2 separate regions of the Homo sapiens genome follow, and region 1 is linked to region 2. Evidence: read pairs that join two places in POLR2A ChIA-PET (ENCODE). Cell type or tissue: endothelial cell of umbilical vein. All regions are shown on one strand. Each heading gives the region's core, and the rest is flanking DNA. Links, peaks and the distances in the headings are about the cores only. Region 1 overlaps PPP3CB (protein phosphatase 3 catalytic subunit beta). Region 2 overlaps ECD (ecdysoneless cell cycle regulator).

Region 1 (4,405 bases), core at 147-4,146, 330 kb before region 2:
AATCTGGAAAGAGGGAGCTGCCTTACATTTCAGTCTATATTTATTAGACTCCTAATGTACATTTCTCTCTCACTTTCTTTATTTTGAAAAACAAAGTACTATTCAGTAAAGAGCCTGAAACTGCTTCAGTCCAAGCTGATTTTGAATGCATAAAGATTTACTTGTTGGATTCAGTAAAAAAGGAATAAGAAAAACTTACTATATAGTAATTTTTCCTAGGTATATGACCTCAAAATTGTGCTTAGATGCCATTGAAATAGATGTTCATGTTTTCCATTCCACTCAACAAATATCACTTAAAAACAGTACAGTTGGTGATTTCTTACAGAAATCATAAATATGTACTGCGGAGTGAAAAAACCAACTACTTAACTATGATGAAATGGGAACTTTTGGTTAAATTTGTAGGGATAGGCCAGGTGCAGTGGCTCATGCGTGTAATCCCAGAACTTTGGGAAGCCAAGGCGGGCAGATCACCTGAGGTCAGGAGTTCGACACCAGCCTGGCCAACATGGTGAAACCCGGTCTCTACTAAAAATACAAAAATAAGCTGGGCATGATGGCGGATGCCTGTAATCCCAGCTACTCGGGAGGCTGAGGCAGGAGAATCCCTTGAACCCGGGAGGCGAAGGTTGCAGTGAGCCGAGTTCACGCCACTGCATTCCAGCCTGGGCGACAGAACAAGACTCCATCTCAAAAAAAAAAAAAAAAAAAAAATTACAGGGATAAATTTGCAGTGGTAACATTTTACACATATGCAAAAAGTGCTGTATCTCAAACAGTTTAGGTGGAAATGAGTATGATTTGCTTTCAGAATGTGTGTTAGGTGACTCAGAAAGTGACTTCAATGATAAGGAATGCACTGGTTTCGAATATATGCATAAAGATTTTGAATGAAGGTGTTTTGTGAAACGTTAAGTAAGGTAGGAGAAAAATCAGTATTTTGAAATTATGATTTATTATTTTAAGCCTCCTAAATTAATTTGCATTTCAGAAGTAAACATCTGGTGTTTGGTCTATATCTCTAAAAGTGTATAGTCAAGTTGGTCAGAAAACATTGTTTTTATGTTCTTATTAGAAAGGAACATGGTAAATCACCTTGTATTTGGGTTTTCTTTCTAGTTAGGCTTATTTGGTATTAAAGTGTTGTGGGGTTTTTTTTGAGATGGTGTCTCGCTGTGTTGCCCAGGCTGGTCTCCAATTTCTGGCCTCAAGTGATCCTCCTGCCCCAGCCTACGAAGTAGTCGTGATTACAGACATGCTTCACTACTCCCAGCATTAAATTATATTTATTGTACTTCATTTAAGGTAAAGAATATCTAATACTATAATACAATATTTTGAGAGTTCTGCCTAAAAATGTTTTGGCTTAAACAAAAAAGTTTTGGTTATCCTGAAAGAACTTAATTTTGTGAGACAACTCATTTCTCTAATAATTCTCAACAAAGAACATGTTAGTATAAATAGCTTTAAAAGTGGTATAATTTGCTTACTATTTAGAAAAACACTTCTACCCAATAAATGAAGAAGAAAGAAAAATCCCTGCTTTACAGTTTTTAGTCTTATCTAGATCCAATTATTAGTTTTTAAGTTAATGTATTTTTGGTGACTTATCTTTTATTAATTAAAAACATTTGCAGCTGTCCCTTTCCCCCCAACACATCGCTTGACATCTGAAGAAGTATTTGATTTGGATGGGATACCCAGGGTTGATGTTCTGAAGAACCACTTGGTGAAAGAAGGTCGAGTAGATGAAGAAATTGCGCTTAGAATTATCAATGAGGGTGCTGCCATCCTTCGGAGAGAGAAAACCATGATAGAAGTAGAAGCTCCAATCACAGGTAAGCTTATTCATGTTTTGGGTATTATTTTTATTATGTCATTATTTAGTTGCCTGGATTTACAACTTACTGTTTTCAATGATACTGTATGCTAAATCAATATTACTTGGACATTATCTTGAATTTCAAATTATTTTCCATACTTAAAAATGATTGCCTGTTTTCAGTGAATAGACATGATTCTAAATAATCTGAGTGTAGAAGTTAGTCTAATATGCTTTTGTGAAGGTTTCATCAATTGTGTTGACCATACTTCAATTTGATCAATACTTACTTTGCTTTCAATTGTTAGGGTCAAATACCTTGATGTCATATCAGATACCAAAAGTGACCATTTAGAGAGCAACAGAAAGTATTGAGTTAGAATGGATATTTTAACTGCCACCATTGTAATTTTGTCATCTTGAAACTTAAAACACATCCTTGGAGTCCTAGAGACGATCTTTATAAATGTAGATTTCAGTTTGTCACTGACCACAAATTTCGTTATTTCTGTTACATCTTTTTCTAGATCTTGAGCACATGAACACTTGGTTACACATCATCCTAATCATGACTGTTCATAGACTACTTCCTTCTCAGACATTTCTTGATAGCATTTGTACTATGTCTTATGTAAAATACGTTTTAACTTAAGTAAAATTTGTTGTTTTAGAGATTTTTTTCCCTTATCTAATAATCTTCTTGTTTCAGTGTGTGGTGACATCCATGGCCAATTTTTTGATCTGATGAAACTTTTTGAAGTAGGAGGATCACCTGCTAATACACGATACCTTTTTCTTGGCGATTATGTGGACAGAGGTTATTTTAGTATAGAGGTAATAATCATAAACTGTCATTTGATTTGCTGTTAAGTGTTAACACAGATGCTTTCACTTAATCCTAGTTTTCACAAGTACCTGTGTTAGGTTTTTTTAATAACTCTGCATATTCTGAAGTTTTTATGAAAAGCTACTATTTATTCCTGTTCTGTCTTTCAAACAATTCAAATAAATTTCTTTGTATAACTCTGTTTATATAATTATAATTGCCATTTTTTTCCCAGTGGAATTTATGAGCTGACTGAGGGGTCTTTATTGCCCTGTTAACTAGTGGCCTTAAAAATTTAGTGCTATTTATCTCTCTTGCCCCTAAAGGCATTAAACCATGTGAAAAAAGATTACTTGAATTCTGTCTGATTAAATAAAGTATATTGTGATTTTTTTATTGCTTGAGCCCTAGTGCTTCTGTTTCTCCTTGTGTAGCTATTAAGACTCAAGTATATCCTATGGAATCTTTGTGTATTTGGAAAGTATTAATTTGTTTTTAAAAACTTGAGGCATTAAAATGACCTTTTGATTATCACTTAACAGTAGATGGTTCCTTTTCTTCCTTTTTCTCTTTTCTTTTTCTTTTTTTTTGAGACAGGGTCTTACTCTGTGGCCCATGCTGGAGTACAGTGGCACCAGCATGGCTCAATGTAGCCTTGACCTCTTGAGCTTAAGGGATCCTTCTGTCCCAGTCTCTCAAATAGCTGGGACCACAGGTACACACCACCATGCCTAGACTAATTTTTAATTTTTTTGTAGCAATGGAGTTTCCTATGTTGCCCAGGCTGGTCTTGAACTCCTGGGCTCAAGTGATCCTCCTGCCTTGGACTCCCAAAGTGTTGAGATTACAGATGTGAGCCACATTGCCCTGCCATCTTTTTAAATTATATAAACAAAATGCAGCAAATGTAGAACAATATGTATTTTCCAATATATACATTTTTTCTTTTTTTAATGAAAAGGGGATCATATTATAATATTGTCTGTAACTTGCTTTTTCATACATGCCTACACCAAATATCCTTCCAAGTCAGTAAATATAAACTCGTAGCATCATTTTAATATCTACATTGTTTTCCATCTAATAAACAAACCATAATTAATTAATTCCTTGTGTTAGACACTGAAGATGTTCCCAGTTTTTTTCTTTACAAATGATGCTTTAATGAGTCATATTATTCATACATCTTTACATACTTGCCTGATTATTTTTGTAGGACAAATTCCTAGAGGTAGAATTGTGGGGTCAAATTTCTACCAATAGATACCTGTGTTGCACATTTAATATGTTCTAAGCATGTTCTAGGCACTGAAGACATATCGATTAATCCTCACAATAATATTAATGAGGTAAGTACTGTTGTTTTATTCATTTTATAGATGAGGAACCTGAGGCTTAGAGAGGTTAAGTAACTTGCCCAAGGTATTATTAGTAAACAGCATAGCCAGGCAATGTGACTCCCAGCATATGCTTTTAACCACCTTCCCTAGTAGATACTGAAACCTTACCTGGTGAATTTATGTTGGTTACTGTTGTTTATATCTCCTTCTCCAGTGTTTCCAATATACCTTTTTTTCTGAGGTGTGCTAGGATTCTCAGAGTGGAAGGAAGTTCTAGACTCTGTCTGTCCTGCTTCCCTTAGGAATTTTGCTATTTTGAGTTCTTCTTCCTCCTGCTGATAGTTGATTATTAGCCTCGTCAACTTTTCCCAAATTGTCACAGGGCTTCAGGCAAATCAGAAAATGGCCCATTTT
Region 2 (4,405 bases), core at 333-4,332:
ATGACTATCACTATAAATATGCATTTAGAAAACACAAATGATAGTAATGGTGGGATTTTGCCATTTTTTATTCTACTTGGCAAACTTTCTGTACTTTGTTTTGTGAATTACTAGTTAATCAGCTATATCTTTAATTTAATTTTTTTTTTCATAGAGGCAGGGTCTCACCATGTTGCCCAGGCTGGTCCTGAACTCCTGAGCTCAAGCAGTCTGCCCATCTCATCCTCCCAAAGTGTTGGGATTATAGGCGTGAGCCATCGCACCCAGCCAATTATATCTTAATAAGTAATTAAGTAAAAGAAAATGGTGGAAAACTTTCCAAACTGGAAATAGGCCCTTAATGGTGGAAAAGATTAGGAATCACTACATCTAGCCGCGTCCCCTCATTTGAAGAAACTGGAGCTCAAACAGGCCCATTAATGATAAAACAGGGCCTAGGACTTGGGGCACGTGATTCCTGAGTAGTAGATTATTTGCTGCCTCCCTGAAAGTTGCTGGTGAACACATTTTTTTCATGACAACTTGTGAGTAATGTTCTGATAGACCTTTTTTTTTTTTTAAGGGACTGATAGAAGGTTCTGCTCAGTACCGGGAAAGGCTAGAAATGGCAGAGAATTACTTCCAGCTCTCAGTAGACTGGCCAGAAAGGTGAGTTATTGTTAAGACTCCTACTACAAAGATTGGTATTTAGGTAGTTCTTTTTATTTTTTATTTATTATTTATTATTCTTATTTATTTATTTTTTTGAGACGGAGTCTCACTCTGTCACCCAGGCTGGCAACCTCCGCCTCCTGGGCTCAAGCGATCACACCACTGCACTCCAGCCTGGATGACAGAGTGAGACTCTGCCTCAAAAAAGAAAAAAAAAACAACGAAAGAAATTTTGCATCCTCCTCTATGTAATTTTACTCATCATGATATCACATTTTCCATGGCATTATGAAGTCTTTATAAACATAATTTTTAAAAGCTGCACAATATGGCCAGGCGCGGTGGCTCACGCCTGTAATCCCAGCACTTTGGGAGGCCGAGGCAGGCGGATCACGAGGTCAAAAGATCAAGACCATCCTGGTCAACATGGTGAAACCCCGTATCTACTAAAAATACAAAAATTAGCTGGGCATGATGGTGCGTGCCTGTAGTCCCAGCTACTAGGGAGGCTGAGGCAGGAGAATCGCTTGAACTCAGGAGGCGGAGGTTGCCGTGAGCTGAGATTGCACCTGGGGACAGAGCGAGACTCCATCTCAAAAAAAAAAAAAAAAAAAAGCTGCACAATATTTCAGCAAATGGATGTACCCCCATAATTTACTCAACTATTTTTTACTGTTGGGGAAAAAATTACAAGTAGCTTAAATGTCCAACATTTTAATTTATGTTGCAGGAGAGGCTCCCATTCTGCACACCAGGATAATTTTTAAACAGTTTAAAACCAAACTTCCATCTCCCTCCAGACCTGTTGTTGAATTCCCAAAGTTTGTGGTTTTTTTAAAATAGCTGAATTAATATCGTAGACTTTTATTTTAGATTTACCTTTCATTTTCACTTTTTTTCATTTATTGTTATTATTATTTATTTATTTATTTTAGACAGAGACTCGCTTAGTCACCCAGGCTGGAGTGCAGTGCTCTGCCTCCCGGGTTCAAGTGATTCTTCTGCCTCAGCCTCCCAAGTAGCTAGGACTATAGGCATGCACCACCAGGTCTGGCTAATTTTTGTATTTTTAGTAGAGATGGGGTTTCACCATGTTGGCCAGACTGGTCTCAAACTCCTGACCTCAGGTGATCCACCCACCTTGGCCTCCCAAAGTGCTGAGATTACAGGCGTGAGCCAATGCACCCAGCCATTAATTTTTTATTTTTAATTATTGTGGATACATACTAGTTGTACATATTTATGGGGTACATGTGATTACATGTATAATGTCCATGTGGCATACAATGTATAATGATCAAATCAGGGTAATTAAGCTTTCCATCACCTCAAGCATTTATCATTTCTTTGTGTTGGGAATATTTTTAGTTATTCCATTTTTTTAAGGTATTTGGAACTATATAATAAATTATTATTAACTGTAGTCACCCTGTTGTGCTACCAAACACTAGCTCTTTTTAATTTTTTAAAAAATATTTTTTGGGATTTGCCAGGAAGATGTTACTAAAAAGCATTCCAGATCCAGACCCCAAGAGAGGGGTCTTGGATCTCATGCAAGAAAGAATTTTGGGCAAGTCCATAGAGTAAAGTGAAAGTATGTTTATTAAGAAAGTAAAGGAATAAAGAATGGCTACTCCATAGGCAGAGCAGCAAACACTAGCTCTTATTCCTTCTATTTAACTAATTTTTGTAACCATTAACTATCCCCTCTTTTCCCCCCGCTCTCTGCTACCCTTCCCAGCCTCTGGTAACCATCATTCTACTTTTATTATTATTATTATTTGAGATAGAGTCTCACTCTGTTGCCTAGACTGGAGTGCAGTGGTACAGTCATAGCTCATTGCAATCTTGACCTCCTGGGTTTAAGAGATCCCCCTACCTTGGCTTCTCAAAGTTCTGGGATTACAAGTGTGAGCCACTGCACCCAGCCAGCCATTATTCTGCTCTCTGTCTCTCAGTTTAGAATTGTTTTTAGCTCCTACGTATAATATCATAGACTTTCCCCTAATTTATCAGAGATTGTAATAGTGAAAAATTATAAGCAACCAAAGTATCCATCAATAATGGATAAATGAATTGCAGTGTACTTATATGATAGCCTGCTATCTAGTAGTTAACCAGAGATGAACTATATTTACATATATCTGATTTAGGATTTTTCAACCTCAGTGCTACTGACATTTTGGATCTGATAATTTATTGTGAGGGACTGGCTTGCACTTCATAGGACATTTAACAGCATCCCTGGCCTCTATCCAGTAAATATCAATAGCACTTCTCCCTCATCCCCCAATCATGACAACCAAAAATGTCTCCAGACATTGCCAGAGGTACCTGGGCGGCAAAATCGTCCCTGGTTGGGAACCACTGATCTAAATGGGAACCACTGATCTAAATGAATAGATTTCAAAAACATAATGCAGTGAAAAAAAAAAAAAAAGCAAGTTATAAATACGTACAGTAATGGGTACCAAAAAAAAAAAAAAATAGAACGAATGAGTAAGACCTACTATTTGATAGTACAACAGGGTGACTATAGTCAATGATAACTTAATTATACATTTAACATAGAGTGTAATTGGATTGTTTGTAACTCGAAGGATAAATGCTTGAGAGGATGGATACCCCATTCTCCATGATGTACTTATTTCACATTACATGCCTGTATCAAAACATCTCATATACCCTATAAATATATACACCTACTATGTACCCACAAAAATTAAAAATGAAAATGAAAAAGAATAAAATATATACCGTGTGGATGTTACACATATAAAAATTTTAAATATACAAAATACTATACAGGCTGGGCGCAGTGGCTCACACCTGTAATGCCAGCATTTTGGGAGGCCAAGGCGGGTGGATCACGAGGTCAGGAGTTCAAGACCAGCCTGGCCAATATGGGAAACCCTGTCTCTACTAAAAATTCAAAAATTAGCTGGGCGTGTTGGCACGCCCCTGTAATCCCAGCTGCTCGGGAGGCTGAGGCAGGAGAATCGCATGAACCCTGGAGGTGGAGGTTGCAGTGAGCCGACATCGCACCACTGCACTCCAGCCTAGGTGACAGAGCAAGACTCCGTCTCAAAACAAAACAATACATTATTTATAGATACATATATATTCATTTATTCAACAAATATTTATTGAATGCCTCCTATGTGCCAGGCCCTATTCCAGGTACTGGGGATATAATAAATGAACCCAAAGTGTCCTTGTCCTTATAGAGCTTACATGCTAATGTAGGAGAAAGACCGCAAGCCATTATGTAATATTAGGGGGTGGTAAGTGCTATGAAGAAAAAGCAGTGTGTGGGGTAGAGGGGTAGAGACTGCTCTTCTAGATAGATTAGTCAAGGAAGGCCTTTCTAAGGAAGTTTTCTTTGAAAAGAGACCTGAATGAAGTGAAGGAGTGAGACATTCAGTTATTTAGGGGAATAACATTCCAGCAAAAGGACAGACAGCAAATACAAGAAATAGAAACAGAAATATATATACATACAGAGAGAGAGAAAAGTGCCGAAGTATACTTGAGAAAGCAGTCACCTCTGGGGAGCAAGACAATGGATTGGGATGGGTGGCAGTGGTCATCAAAGGAAACATTAGCTTTCTCTACAATTTTTTTTTTTTTTTTTTTTTTTGAGATGGAGTCTCTCTCTGTCACCAGGCTGGAGTGTAGTGGCACGATCTCAGCTCACCGCAGCCTCCACCTCCCGGGTTCAAGCGATGCCCCTGCCTCAGCCTCCTGAGTAGCT

The links. Peaks named below come from ENCODE experiments on the same cell type or tissue, not always from the same donor. Only the 100,000 strongest peaks of a DNase experiment are listed, where the experiment ranks them.
Region 1: POLR2A ChIA-PET joins it to region 2 with 6 read pairs; 2 of 35 experiments call an interaction of 5 or more read pairs at or near these places.

What each region holds. Positions count from the first base shown.
Region 1 is chr10:73,476,753-73,481,157 of GRCh38, reverse strand. PPP3CB (protein phosphatase 3 catalytic subunit beta) reads left to right here. Exons shown (of 14, transcript NM_021132.4): 2 at 1,641-1,841; 3 at 2,535-2,659. Among named protein-coding and RNA genes, the nearest start is that of PPP3CB-AS1, 17 kb to the left of the region's middle. RefSeq lists silencers at 741-941, 2,301-2,501. In endothelial cell of umbilical vein, for the core only: no CTCF peak of the experiment used is centred there; no DNase peak of the experiment used is centred there; H3K27ac peaks cover 215 bases.
Region 2 is chr10:73,142,519-73,146,923 of GRCh38, reverse strand. ECD (ecdysoneless cell cycle regulator) reads left to right here. Exons shown (of 14, transcript NM_007265.3): 9 at 563-648. Among named protein-coding and RNA genes, the nearest start is that of SNORA11F, 19 kb to the right of the region's middle. In endothelial cell of umbilical vein, for the core only: no CTCF peak of the experiment used is centred there; no DNase peak of the experiment used is centred there.